Regions from separate parts of the Homo sapiens genome. Here region 2 is linked to region 1. The links are chromatin contacts, found by Hi-C in ENCODE. All regions are on one chromosome and are shown on one strand. The core of a region is the stretch at or near the end of the contact, and the rest is flanking DNA. Distances in the headings are between cores, read along the strand shown. Region 1 holds the start of FHL1 (four and a half LIM domains 1). Region 2 overlaps ARHGEF6 (Rac/Cdc42 guanine nucleotide exchange factor 6).

The links. A loop is a pair of places that touch in the nucleus more often than their neighbours do. Pooled maps may share reads with other maps.
Region 2: a loop to region 1 is called in a pooled map of psoas muscle, with 2.5 times the contacts of the local background. The contact joins the enhancer-like site here to the promoter of FHL1 in region 1. A Hi-C loop is called at or near these places in 1 of 168 maps with a recorded cell type or tissue (gastrocnemius medialis) and 2 of 50 pooled maps.

The regions. Positions count from the first base shown.
Region 1 is chrX:136,193,339-136,200,553 of GRCh38, reverse strand. FHL1 (four and a half LIM domains 1) reads right to left here and starts at 3,507. Exons shown (of 6, transcript NM_001159699.2): 1 at 3,420-3,507. The coding sequence starts at 3,441.
Region 2 is chrX:136,750,083-136,757,297 of GRCh38, reverse strand. The region is part of intron 2 of ARHGEF6 (Rac/Cdc42 guanine nucleotide exchange factor 6); the gene reads left to right. Among named protein-coding and RNA genes, the nearest start is that of ARHGEF6, 27 kb to the left of the region's middle. Within about 2 kb of position 2,522, at least 6 of the 41 ENCODE cell types and tissues checked have a DNase peak (open chromatin) inside an H3K27ac peak, as active enhancers do; they include gastrocnemius medialis, where a contact is called at or near this core.

The DNA of each region.
Region 1 (7,215 bases), core at 2,258-4,757:
TATGTGGATAGTCACTGAAAGTGGCTTCTGATCCAATTATCTGAGCCTCTATTTTGTCCATACCAACCCTATTTCAGGACCACACTGATTTCCTTTCTGTAAGGACTTCTTTCTTGGGCCTATTCTCCTCTGCTTTCATGGACTTATGAACCTAATGCAATATGACATACTATTTCCTGATTTTAAAAATCATCTTATATGACGTGTAAGGTGCTGAAGTCTAACCTACACCTTAGGTCCACATAAATGTCCCCTGATTTTCTAAGACAGAAAGCATCATTATTAAATAATTTAATTAAAAATTAACTAAATTAAAGTTTTACAAGCTTAGAATACAGTTAGAAATGTGGCTGGGTGATAAAATTTTAGACATTTATTCCAAAAGGGTAGCCTGACTTTCTATGCCTGCTTCAAAAGACACATCATTTTCACTTAATAAACAAGCTTCCTTTTTCAGAAAATTCTTGAACTACATCCAACATGCTGAGAGGTGCCTAAATAAACCTCAGTATCTTAATTAAAAGTTTTGGCTTTCAATTTAATCATGTACACATACAAGTAATATAACATTACAACATTTGTTTTTTTCTTTTTTCTTTTTTACTATAAACCTCTCATTACAGTCGATTTGTATTTAATAAATCTTGCTTGTGTTTTTACATGTATTTTCTCATGTATTTCTTCCTATTGTTCATCTTCTCCCTCATGCCTGAGTTGCTCAAACTATGAATATTTAAGGAGAATGTGAATATCATGAGTAGGTAGCATTTTTCTATGTGTTTTCCATGAAGGGTGTAATGTACAGTGTAAACAATGAACAACAACCCAAATGGAAAAAAATCAGGTTATTTCAGATCTGTTCTTCACTAAATCCAACCTACCAGTACATTAGTGACTCCACATATAAACACTGGCTTCTAAAGAAAGGGTATAATGCTTTCCTCAGAACATTCAACAGATGGAGCAAAGCCTTAGCCAATGAATAGGACACTTGTGTAATAGACATGCTAATGCACCTGGAGGTGTCGTCAGACATTTGGGAATAAATACCTAAGTAGCTGCAATGAGACGGAGCTCATGAGTCACGGCTGAAAAGTAGTCTTTCATACAATTTCATACAAAAATCAGAAAGTGTTTTTTCCCTTCAAAATAGAACGTGTACAGAATGATTCAATGTAATTAGCAACTTCACTGGTATGCTGCATTTAGAAAAAAAACAAATCTTTTTTGGGTCACTGATGTATAACTAATGCCATTTTAGATTATATCGGGTGTCAGGAGGGTTCGATATAGATTATTAAAAGAAAAATTATGTGCCACTGAACTTCCTGCAGTCCAGATTCAATTCTAGTACCATTTTGTCTGTATATGAAGATTTTTCATAATGTTGCACAGATTACGTGCAACACAGCCCCTCTTTCATATGGGAAAAAAAGCATTTCTGACCCGGCAGCAAAAGAGCATGTGTTTTTAGTTTCTCCAGCTGTGGTGAAGTAGTAGGTAGTCATTTGGTGGTCATCAAAAGCACAAAATGTTCAGTTTCACTCTCACTCAAATCTTCTGTATTTTAAGAAGCCAATCCAGTTGGATTACTTTCCTCTCATCCTACCCTCTCATTTTCCATCCCTGCCCTGAGAAAAGACTGGCGGGCTTGTGCGGCCCACTGAGCAGCAGCTGGTGAAGGGAATCGATGGCTGTGTAATATGGCAAGTGACCTGATCCCCCTCCACACCCCAAACCTGGTTTTCGACTTGAAAGGCCAAAGGCTAAAGAAATTGAATCTACATAATTTTGCAGACAGAAAGTCTTCAATGTCAAGAGTATACATTGTTTTTGTCCTTGAAATGTCCTCTCAGTATATGGATAGTCACTAAAAATGGATTTGGATCCAATTATCCTAGCTTCTATTTTGCCCATACTGAGCCCGTTTCAGGGCAACACTGATTTTCTATGAGGACTTCTCTGTCTCATGGACTGATTCTTCTCTGCTTTCATGAATCTATTAACCTAATGCAATACAAAATGCAATTTCCTGAATTCAAAAATCATCTAAAAGGTATAAATAATTGGTCCCATTTAGCCACAGTTATTAGAGCCTCCAGACTTACATACACAAGAACGACATAAGAATTTGGTGCAATTTAAAACCCAAGGTTGGGTATGCTATAAACTTTCTGTCACTATTTAAACTTTTAAACTTTCTGTCACTATTCTGTCACTTAATTAGTAAACAAAATGAGAGTTATTCTACCAGGTAACATGCATTTAAGGTTCATCAGGACAACTAGCACAGCTGACTAGTTTGCCTACACCCAGAGAATGTGTATCTTGGCTGATAACCACAATCTCAAGCATTTGGTACCATGTTTGTGAAACAGCTCCTGAGGGTTGGAAAAAAAAAAAAACCAGACAACTTTTGAACACTTGGGAACAGGGAAGACATTACATATTAATTCATTAAGGTAGGGCATTCCATTGCAGCATATTTAAAACCCCAAAAAGAGAAATTTCCTAAAGTATTTCCATTGTTTAAATATTGACAGGCAATGAGTTTTAAAAAATGATTTTTCAAAAAAAAAAAAAAACATAGATAATGACATCCCTTAATCTGAAAGCTGGGAGACAGGATGAAGTGCCTTCTTTATATCTAACCGTCTGACTTTACCAGCCCCAAGAAAGGGAACCGTTACTTAGGCAGAGGGCCACAGGGCCACAGCCACCCTCCTGGCTTCAAATAACTGGGCTTTTGGCCCCTCAGCCCCTAGTTCATAGATTTCTTGTCGATGGCCAAAGGGCTTCCTTAATTGTAAGGTTACAAAACCAGAAGAAAATGCTCATGTCCCAAGGAGTCCAAAATGTGCCCCTTTTTCTGCTAAAAACAATTAATAACATACTTAGCATATCAAAAGGAACATAGCTGTTACTTCGGGAAGATTTAAAACATTGTCAGCAAAAGGGAAGATGTGCTAGGTCATTATGGACTTTCTTAGTTACAAATGTTCCTCCTTTCAGCTCCACATTCGATTTACCTTCTCCAAACACCTTGGATGTAAAGCACTGTCAAGATGAAGAATTGTATCTTATAAAAAAGAAAGCCAAAAATTCCTAACCAGAAAAACCTTTCCTCCCACAATCTCTTATAGTTTCATGAGATGTCCTGAAAAAGGTAAAAATATAGTGGTAACATGTTTATATACTTCTTTTTAAAATAAATCACTCAAACTGTTCATTGTACTTGAACAATATTTTGTCTTTGAAATAGCATGAAAGGCAAAGGCAAAACAGAGACAAGCTATAATTTATTTACTATTCAGACAAGACTAAAATCATTTCATCAAAAACCATCTTTTAGCCCAATGACGGATTCACTGCCCTAACAAAACTGTGCTCAATATAAGATAAAGAGCATGAAGTTTTACCTGAGTGTCTATGGGAAGCCATGGCTCAGAGACCAAGTTCAGGAGCAGCACCTAGACCAGTCTTCCCTCAACCCCAGCTGATAAGGCTGTGGCTCATTTGTGAACATACATTTAAGGGGAAGCGGCTAACACAAAAATAACCGAGAGCAGATGTCCCACCCCTCCCCAGAGATCACAACCTTAATCCCACTAGAAAATTCTTAACCATTTTAGGTGATCCAAGGGAGAAGAATAGGACCCAGTAAAAATACCAAACGCTACATATAAATACCTGCGGGGCTACTCAGCATCCAAATTAGCTCCAGAGCCAGAGAGGCCACATAGAAAGTCATCCCTGTACCGGAATAAAATTTGGACTCGGCTCTGGCATAGCTTAACGCTGAGCCAACCTTATTAATCCACTTTATATGCCTCAAGAGCTTGCATTTGGCCCTGTAAATAATACATTTTTGTGCTGTTAATGATAAAAGTAACTCTAAGAGATAGACTTATGTTACCAGTGTAACTCAAGGAGATTAGACAGTATGAATATAGAGATTAAGGGGATTATAGATGTTGTCACTCTATGTCCTCCTTAGTATGTTCCAGAGATCAGCAGATTACTGTACAGGAAAGGAGAGTGATCGTAATCTCCCCACCTCCTTAACGGCAGACAGCACAGAACAAGATGGGGAGACTATGCCTATCCCCATCACACACACAATGAAGACATTTTGTCTCACAAACTCAACCTCTTGTTTTTCAGCATCAGGGACAATAAAAGGAAAAACATGAATGAAAATGAAGACATCAACCTAAAATGTTGTAATAGCTCAACAGGCCATCAGATGTCTGGGGGCTGGCTATTAGGAGCATGTTCTAGGAAAAGAAAGCCCCCAAGTCCCTCCAGGACCTTCTTCCACATTCCTTCTCTGGCCTTACCCTTAGCCCCCTTTCCCTCACTCCCACCTCACTGGCCTCCTCACTGTCCCCTGTGCCCAGAGTCATGGTTGTTCCTTTCCCTACTTCAAGTCTGCTGGTATTGCACTGATTTCTCTCCTTGCTGTCTGATCTCCTGCTTTGCTCCATGAAGGCAGGGATTTAGTACTGGAGCTCACTGCAGTGGCCCCAGAGCCTAGAACACTGCCCAGCTCCCAGGAGGCTCTCAATAACTATTCCTTGAAAGAATGAACTAAATAACTGAAAAATCCATCAAGCCTCCAAAACATAGTCCCACCTGCAATCCTGAAAGTGGTTTTGGCCACTCAACTTCAAGGAAGGCAGCTGACCTTCTCGCTGGTACAGACACCTTTATAGCCACTGTCTTGTTTAAGTGGTTTTGGCCCTATTCACACATCTCCCCTACCAGGTTGAGGGCCAGGGCAGTGCTTTGCTTGTCTTCATGTTCCTATAGCACACAGTAGGTGAGCAGTAAATGCTCCATGAATAAATGAATGAATGAGTTCCCCAATTCTTACGATCTTCAAATGTTTAAGGAAAAGTTATTCTAAAAGACAACTGACATCAGTAACTCCCAGTTAGCTAGAAAATGACACAATAAAAGCCAGGTTGTTACGAGTAAATTTATTACATGTTAGAGGAAAAAAATAAGCCTGGGAAAAGAAGAGAAGCTACACTGTGCTCTGGCTCCACGCCTTTCTAGTCTCTTTCTCATCCAGCCTGATTAAATTATGGTGCGGAGATTAGCCAGTTGTAACAACACCACACCCCTAAAATAAACTGAAACTTTTCACCTAGAGGAAATTCTCTTACTTTATTAGATGATTAACCTTAATGAACCCTGAATTTTTTATTTTAGCAAGTTATATTTTTAGGAAGAGCCCATGTATGTTGAAATGCCTCTCTTGCAGCGCTGTGAACAATAGGCTTGGTGTGCCAAATACTTTCCTTTAGGAAGTCAATTCCTGTTTCAAGCTATGCATCAGGAAGTGTCTTCTTTTAGGCAAGTATGGTAGTTCTTTAGGTTTCTGATCATTTTGAAAAGTGACAACAGAATATGGATAGACAGCTTTATGAAAGTATCAAAAAACAAATCTGTTTTGCCTAAAATACAAGAGAAAATTCAAAGACAAGAGAATCACTTTTTGACCACCATGAATTAGTCAACTATGACCAGCCAGGATGGACTGGGAGCTTGGGCCTGCAACAATAGCATTTATTCCAGTTACTTCCATTTGCATCAACCAGGTAACTGTGCCCTCCTAAAAACTTCATGAAGCATGACCACTACCTGCTCTGACATCTGGCCCTACTGCAGATGTCCTCAAGCCACAGAATTAGACCTTCCACAAAACCAAGACAGAAACAGCCCCTTGCATGATGAGAAACAATTTCTTAGGAAGAATAGTTGGTAACTTTGTCCTGTCTTGGATCAGTGGCTCAGAACCCTTGCTGGCTATTTCACAGGTACCTGGAGTCACGGGTTTCATTGGCATATTAGTCAATCTTGTTATATATTAACAGTATGATGTTTAATAATATCTTTAAGAATCACTGTACTGTTTACAACGCACCTTTATATACTATTGGTGGAGTTGGCTGGTGTTTGGGAGCAACTCTCTTTGGTGTATGATGGTTACATTTCAGGCCTTCTAGTCTCACACTCTAGCAGTATCCGGACGCTTTTTTCAGTGAGTGCTAGGTATCAAACTCCCTGTTTCCCTTCCATGTGACCCTCTGCGAATCATTTACTTCAGGGTTTATCTACACATCCTTATGGTCCTACTATCTGCAGATACATTATGACCTATTATTGGGTTAACCTGTAGATAATGCCGCCCCAGCCATTGCTTTATTGTATATGACAAGCATTTATTGGACAGATGCCCTACTATGTGGTGCAAGGTATTTTACTGGTCACAAAGAATAAAATACAGTCCTTACTTTCAAGTGTAACAAGATAAATATGCAAATGACTACTATGCAAGGCAGAGCCTTACAAGTATTACAAGAAAGGTATAAAGTGTTACTGACATTTATCACAGGGAGAGATCACATCTGGTTTGGAGATGAGAAAAGACTTGATGGATGTCACGGCATTTGACCTGGTCCCTGAAGAATGATTAAGACTTTGGCATGCAGACAAGGGGGAGGGAGTGTTCCAAGAAAATGGTACCATGTCACCTAAGGTATGAGAAAAACACAGGACGTGTTCAAGAAGCAGGATGCAGCTGGGGGGGGTTGGGGTGTGACAGAAGCACAAGATAAGGAAGTAGTAGGACCGAAAGCTAGAGAGGAGGGAAAGCCACACACGGAGGATCTTTCTGCAACTGGTGCAAGGGGAGAATGAGATGGAGTCATGCAAGCAGTGATAAGAAGAGCAGATCTCAGAGAAGAGAGGAGGCAGGGAAGACAGCACAGGGTAATGCAATTGTCCACTGAGATGCAAGGAAAGACTGAAAGAATGAGAGGCAGGGGCAATGGGCATGGAAAGGAAAAACTAGATATAAGGGACACTGTGACAGGGCTACAAGAACTGAAAGAAGGGGAAGGAGCCAAGGATCTCTCTGAGGTTGTGACTCTGGGTGACTGGGAAAATAATGGGGAATATGGGAGGCAGAGCTGGTGTAGGGAAGAATGGCACTTTATTTTAGACTTCACAATGAGTTTCTTCTGAGATGTCAATAATGAACCCCCTTTAATGGGATCCCAGTTATCAAGGAGCGAGAGAGAACAGTAAGATTACAGTAGAATCACGTTTGTGGGATTTCTCACACTGCAATCTAATCCTAGCCTCTCTACCTCAGAAACACCACTGGGAGGATCAAACTTCAAAAGTTCAAAGTGGTGCAACCGA
Region 2 (7,215 bases), core at 1,273-3,772, 560 kb before region 1:
ACCTCCGCCTCCTGGTTTCAAGCGATTGTCCTGCCTCAGCCTCCCCACTAGCTGGGATTACAGGCGTGTGCCACCACATCTGGTTAATTTTTGTATTTTTAGTAGAGACGGCCATGTTGGCCAGGCTGGCCTTAAACTCCTGACCTCAAGTGATTAGCCCACCTCAGCCTCCCAAAGTGCTGGGACTACAGACATGAACCACTGCGCCTGGCCTTGAGAAGTAATTTGAATGCTAGTCTGAAGAGGGTGGACTTGATCTTGGGTTATATTAGGCTTTTTATTGGATGCCTTTGCTGTGTTTTGAGAGACATGAGTGCTAACTAAAAGCACCATTTCTGATGTCTGTGAGATCTGAGCTCCTGAATGCCCACCTAACAGTGTTTGGATTGTTTCCTAAGTGCAAATCCTGTTTGGAGTAAGTTGGAGCAGGATTCACTAATTAATTTATGTCTGTTAGGCATTGATGAGTGTCTCTGAAAATGACATACTTTTCAAAAAGTGAATCACACAGATATATAAATGGGAAGAGCCAAAAGTCTTTGCCAAATGAATGGCTGAAGGTAATCTCTAAGTAAAGAGAGAAAATAATAATAACTTTGGCACAGCATCCTTTCCTCCAAGTTTAGCAGGTGTTAGGAGGATTTTGGGCATGTGAATTGTAGTCTTTCCAATTACACGTTACCCCTTCTTGCTGCTGGTGAGTTGCTTTGCCGTGTCCCATTGTGCTCTGGCTGTGAGTTGGAGCTAGTTTTAGAGCATAGGCATGAACAGGGGAGGGTGGCTTGTAGTGTTTGCCATTTATTCAGTTTTACAACAAAAACGGTTGAAAATATAACCAATTCCAGAAAAAGCAGTAAAATCCCACAGTTCTTTGCAACTTCTCTTCTCTATGATAATGAGGTCATGGTGCTTTGTGATGGCATTTAGAGGAACCTCTATTACCTGGGACAGGCAAGCAGTTGCAGATGTTGCCCACACTCAGCACACAACTTAAAAAATTAACAACCGTAGAGTCTGAAGCACCTTTGGTCACCTCGTGGTCACAGAGCTTAATTTTGCTGATGAGCACAGGTACATCTAATTTTAGATGTTACATGTTTCCTGGAAAATTGCGTGGAGATTGTTTTTTTTCTTTCCTAAGTGATATCTCTTTCTGAGTTTATTATACTTTCTGCAATACTTTTTCTTCAAGTATGATTAATCATCTATTGATGAGAACAGCTAAACTCTCATTAATTAACCAAATATCTATTGAGTGCCTACTGCGTGACAGGCACTCTTCTAGACACTGAGGATCCAGAAGTGAAAAAAAAATTGACATCATGGGGCTTACGTTCTAGGCATAATTTACCTTTATAAGTCTCTCTGACAGAGCATCCTGTCAATCAACCAATGAATGGTTATTTATCAAGTATTTCGTGTATGTTGAATATTGGGGCCAGGTCTGTGGGGGAATGCGGACTTCAAAGAGCCTACCTTTTAATAGGAAATTCAGGACTAATCTCAGTACCTGCATAATGAATAAAGAATATTGGGCTGATAGACCACTGACAGCTTAAATTTACAACATCTCTACAGACTATAAAGCTGTAGCTGTTTGGAAAAAAGAAACATGAAGGTAGGTCAGTGAGGACATTATGGATAGCAACAGGTGATACTTGGAAGGGCTGCTGCTGAAGGCGACTAGCAGTGGCTCTTTTGTTTCATGGCCCTCGTTTCTCCCTAGTCTTTGTGTGGGGCTATTTACCACCAGTCTCTGCTGTAAATTCTGGTAGGCTCTGGGGCTCCTACCCTAAATCTTAGTAGCTGCTAGGAAAGCAGGGACCAAGGGAGCCTTCTCTCCATAGGTGAGGCTCCTCTCTAACTGCCTGGATTGTTAAACAGGCACGGAGGAGCTGCTGACTACTGAAATTTCTGAGGGTATTCTCACGGACTTCATATATTTACCTTGATTCTCTCATCACTAAGAGTTCTAAAATAAATAGTACCCTGAATGTCTAGGGCATTTGTTCATCTTTTATATGAAGGGACAAGGAAAAAGCATAAAGGATGTTGGACATTGATTTGGGAACACATGTCTGGCCACTCTTCAATGTAAAAACAAATTATTTTCCAAAAGTTCATTTTTAAGTGATTATTAGGGACACAGAAAACATTTTCCCATAGAAACAAGGCTCAACACGGTGATTATGTTTTCTGGCTGGCCCACAACAGCCTGTTGAATACTTAATGTGGCTGAACTATAGAACTCACAGAGGCTAAGTGGCAGGTGTGATGCTGTTTCTGGGAAAATGTGTTCCGCATTCCAATTTGGAACACTAGGGAGTCAGTCCCTGTTTCTAAAGGGGTGGGAGTGGGGGCATTGGGGAAGACACCCTCATGTCTGGCACACAGATGCTCCAGCAGCTGAGAGATCACCCATCCACCCCACACCGCAAAACTGGCAACCAGTGTGCTTTTGCAAAGGCTCTGGTGACAGGAGCACAGGAGGAGGGGTGGGAGCCCGCCAAGCCACAATGGCTGGCTGACTGTGAGGCAGCTGAGTCTAGGCCTCCTGCTTCCTGTCCTTGGCTTGGCAAGGGCTATTGACAAGAGATATTTCATTTTTCCCTTTCCTTCATGCCTACTCTCTTTTTGGTGAGATTATTCAAAACCAGTTGTTCCTTCTTCTTTTTTCTTTTTCTTTTCTTTTCTTTCGTTGTTTTTTTTTTTTTTGAGGCGGGGTTTCGCTGTTGCCCAGGCTGGAGTGCAGTGGTGCAATCTCAGCTCGCTGCAACCTCCGCCTCCCAGATTCAAGCCATTCTTCTACCTCAGCCTCCTGAGTAGCTGGGATTACAGGTGCCCACCACTGCACCTGGCTAATTTTTGTATTTTTAGAAGAGATGGGTTTCACTATGCTGGCCAGTCTGGTCTCGAACTCCTGGACTCAAGTGATCCACCTACCTCGGCCTCCCAAGGTGCTGGGATTACAGGTGTGAGCCATTGTGCCCAGCCATCAGTTGTTCTCTTTTGCTCTCCCTTTATTTAATCCTGTGACTGGCCCCACTAAGATGCCTATATTGTTCTTCATTCATTCCCCTCTTACCTGAACACTTAATACTCAACTAAAGTCTCTGTTATAGAGAAAGGGGTTCTCCCCTATAGGAGTGCTAACAAGGAAGAATGGGAGTCCTATGGTGATGCTGAGGTAGCCGTCAGGGAATGAGATTTGTGACTTAATGAAGAGTGAGGGAGAAAGCTCAGATCTTGGCTTCTGTCATAGGAGCTCCATGGAGCTGAACTTCCTGGCTCTAGATTCTATGAGGTTCGAGTAATCTAGGAGTCCATATTAGTTATGTAAAGTGACTTTATAGAAATCCACAGAGCCAAAAAGAAAACATAGAGAGTTAAAGCTGTCCATGATCACAGTCCAAATGCCACGATGCAGTGGCAGCAAGATAAAGCCAGAATTTATAAATAGGTCATTTAAAAATGACATTTTGAAAAATCAGCTTGTAAACAGGTTGTAAGCATGTTAGGCTGCAATACCCTAGACTCTCTTTGCTCTGATTCTGTAGTACTCAACACATTTCTCATTATAATTTAGCTCACCAGAGAGATTTCTCTATTGGGAGAGAGTGCCCTGGCCAGAAAATGGGAGTATTTAATCTTCTTAGTGCTTCATTTATTTTTAGTAAAAATTAAGAAATTGGCCTTTTGGTTTATGCATTGGCCTTTTATGAGCTTGGCTAGTGTGAGTCCATTCTCAAGAGCCTTGAGAACTGAAGACCTGATTCTGGGCCTTGGGGACCCAGCCAAGATGCTGCCTTTAAAAGCTCCTATTTAGATGATGGACCACAAGACCTCTCACTGAGCTCCTTTGCTCAAAGACACTTTCCAGATGGGAAATGGAGCCTCATAAAGGTAGTGTTGCTTTCCTAAGGTCCTCACAACTGCTCAATAGTGACAAAGCTGAGATTGGAGTCAAAGTCTTCTGACTCTCACATCAGTGCTCTTTCCAATACACTGTATGTTGTTTCAGCTACAGGCACAAATTAGATCTTGGAGAGAAAGGGAGGAAATAAAAGTTGAGAGCAAGATTTGCTCCCTTAAGTTTGGTCCATATCAAATAGGAACAGCTATTATTTAAAACCAGGCAGAGTAGAAATGCCATCCACTATATTCTAGTAAGTGGAATACCAGTGGGTAATGAATCCAATTTCTGAGCTAAGAGCATTATTTGTTGCTGACTTTGTGACTGCTTTTAGTAGGAGCTATGTGCACACATCCCAGATCACGTTCACAGGGCCAGGAGCGGTACCACCCAGTGAAATATGACTAAGCAGCTCAGATTTGCTTGCTCTGTTGCACTATGTAATGACATTTCCACCAAAGTTCAGGGGTTAACAGAGGCAGTGTGCTCAGCTGTGAGAATTAAAGAATGTGATTCAAGATGAGCTAAGTTAATTTAAGATTTTGTTCAATAAGAGCAATAAGAACAAGGAAGAGCTGGAATGTTCCTAAATATTTGGAATCTTTTTTAAAAAACAGGCTTGAAATATAAGCTATATGTCCTTGTGGTCCCAATGTATCACTTGCTTTTCAGTTGATTAGACTTTTAACTCTTGAGTAATGGAACCTATTATAATCACCCCCAACCTTAAATTACCTTTAAATAGCAGTTGATTGGGTGTTACTGAAACCACATGACATTAAAGATGACCAGTTCTGAACCAGGGTAGGGTATGCCTTCTTTTCTTAACTAAGATGTGGCTAGACTGCTGTGACTGGTTAACTCAGGTGGTTAGAGCATGATGTCAAGAAAATCAGGAGGCTAGGTGTCATTGCACGTGGCACAGATGTTTTAGCTTGGTTCTGTAATCACGAGCTGGACCCCTACCAGACCAGGACCTCACAAATATGGATCGTGGCTCACGAGGCAGACCTGGTTCAACAAATAGGAGGAGCTTAGTGTAGCTTTTCCCCTCTTTTGGCAAATGTGGCCAAGTGCCTCCTAGGTGAAGGCTGACCCTTGAAATGGGAAGGACAGCACAGGAATTAGGCAAGGCCCCTGTGGAGACAGTCTTGTAATATGGAAAATTTTCTCTTTGCTACAATTAGTTGAATTAATCATTTTAGAGGCTATAACAAACTCGATGCAGATGATACAGATGCTACTTGTATTGACAGAAGCAAAGGATTTCTTTTCGCATACAGACTCATGGATTGCTTTTTCATTTTTTCTCTATGTCTCATGGAAACATAAGGTGTACATGCAGGGCTACAATGCCCCTCAGAGCATTTTCTTGTGTATCTTTATTGGCTCCATCATTTTCCTGCCCTGTGACTTAACTACTCTGAGTCTTAGTTTACTCATCCGTGGAATGGGGAAAATAATTGTACTGACATCATGGGCTTGCTGGGAGAATCAAATGCAAATAAAAAAATATATTTGTATCTTAGTCTGTTCAGACCACCAGAACAAAAAGCCATAAACCAGGTAGCTTATAAACAATGGAAGTGTATTTCTCATAGTTCTGGAGGCCAGAAATCCAAGATCAAGACATATTTAGTATCCTGGTGAGGGCCTACTTCCCTATTCATAGATAGTACCTTCTCTCTATGTCCTTACATGGTGGAAGGGACAAGGTAGCTCTCTGGGGCCTCTTGGATAAAGTCAACAATCCCAGTCATGAGAGCTATGCCCTCATGATCTAATCACCTCTAAATGCCACCACCTCCAAATACCATTATACTGGTGATTAGGTTTCAACATATGAATTTGGGAAGGGCACAAACATTCAGATCATAGCAATATGTATGTGATGTCCAAGCGTGGTGCCAGGAACATAGCAGGAGCTCAGTAAATCAGTAAACAGTAGCTATAAGATAAGTGAGGGAATGGAACAGGGAGTTGGGAAAGTTTATTCTCATATGCTTCCTGGCTTTTTGCAGTTTAGGGAAAGTGTCATAAAATAGCATACATGTTGAAACTGAGAACTACTCCAAAAGGTTCTATTTGTAATGCTATAGAAATATTAACTTCTTGCAGTTTACATTGGCAGATCCCCAATAATTCACAATTAACACCTGGTGTTTAGTGGTTTGCAAATAGGTTTTGCTGTCATTGGGGATATCTAGAATAAAAAGCTGTAGGGAAACATTTAAAAATTAAATGTCTGGGCTGGGCGCGGTGGCTCACGCCTGTAATCCCAGCACTTTAGCAGGCTGAGGTAGGTGGCTCACTTGAGGTCAGGAGTTTGAGACCAGCCTGGCCAACATGATGAAACCCCATTTCTACTAAAAATACAAAAACAAAAACAAAAACAAACAAACAAACAAACAAAAATTAGCCGGGCATGGTGGCAGGTCCCTGTAATCCCAGCTACTCGAGAGGCTGAGGCAGGAGAATTGCTTGAAACTGGGAGGCGGAGGTTGCAGTGAGCTGAGATCATGCCACTGCACTCCAGCCTGGGGGATACAGTGAGACTCTGCCTCAAAAAAAAAAAAAAAAGTTTGATTTCATCTACTGATGTAGGAATGCAACTTAGGTTGGCTATATGTAAATACTTAAAATATCTTTAATAAAGTTTAATCCCTGTCTGTCCTATTGGTTAGAGTAAATGTTTTTATTGTTGTTAGATTTGAACATTGCATCATCTGATTGCAGGAATGATACCTTGACACCATCTAGCCGTAGTCTAAGAAGTAATACTTTTTTCTTGTCTGAGTCACAGTAGTGGTAAGATGAATGGAGGGAGGGAATCCTGCTGTTCATCTGACCTTCACGGATCTAACTGGAACTAACTGGCTTTTTGTGCACCAAAATAGGTATAAAGAAAGTTCAGCTAATCTGGGACTCAGTCACAAACCAGAGACACTGAACAGACTAGTGAGGCTTGCACAGGGTACTAGAAGATGAGTATCATCATGACTTTGCCATGATTTGACTTTGACTTTGAAAAATTTCATTGAAAATGACTTTGGAAAATTACATACAGCATAAATGTGCAAATTTACATTACCTTTTTAACAAGTTCCAGTGCTTTGCAGACAGAAAAGGGAATTGGTTCTCTATTTTGGATGTATAAATGAGTGGGATTAGTCCTAGAAAAAGTGGTCTGTACTTTAATCTACCTTTCCTTGTTCTTCTCACACCCTCTCTACATTGGGGAATTCTCCTTTGCTTTCTCCTATTTGGGGACCAGAGCCCTTAGTCTTTCTCCACATCAACAT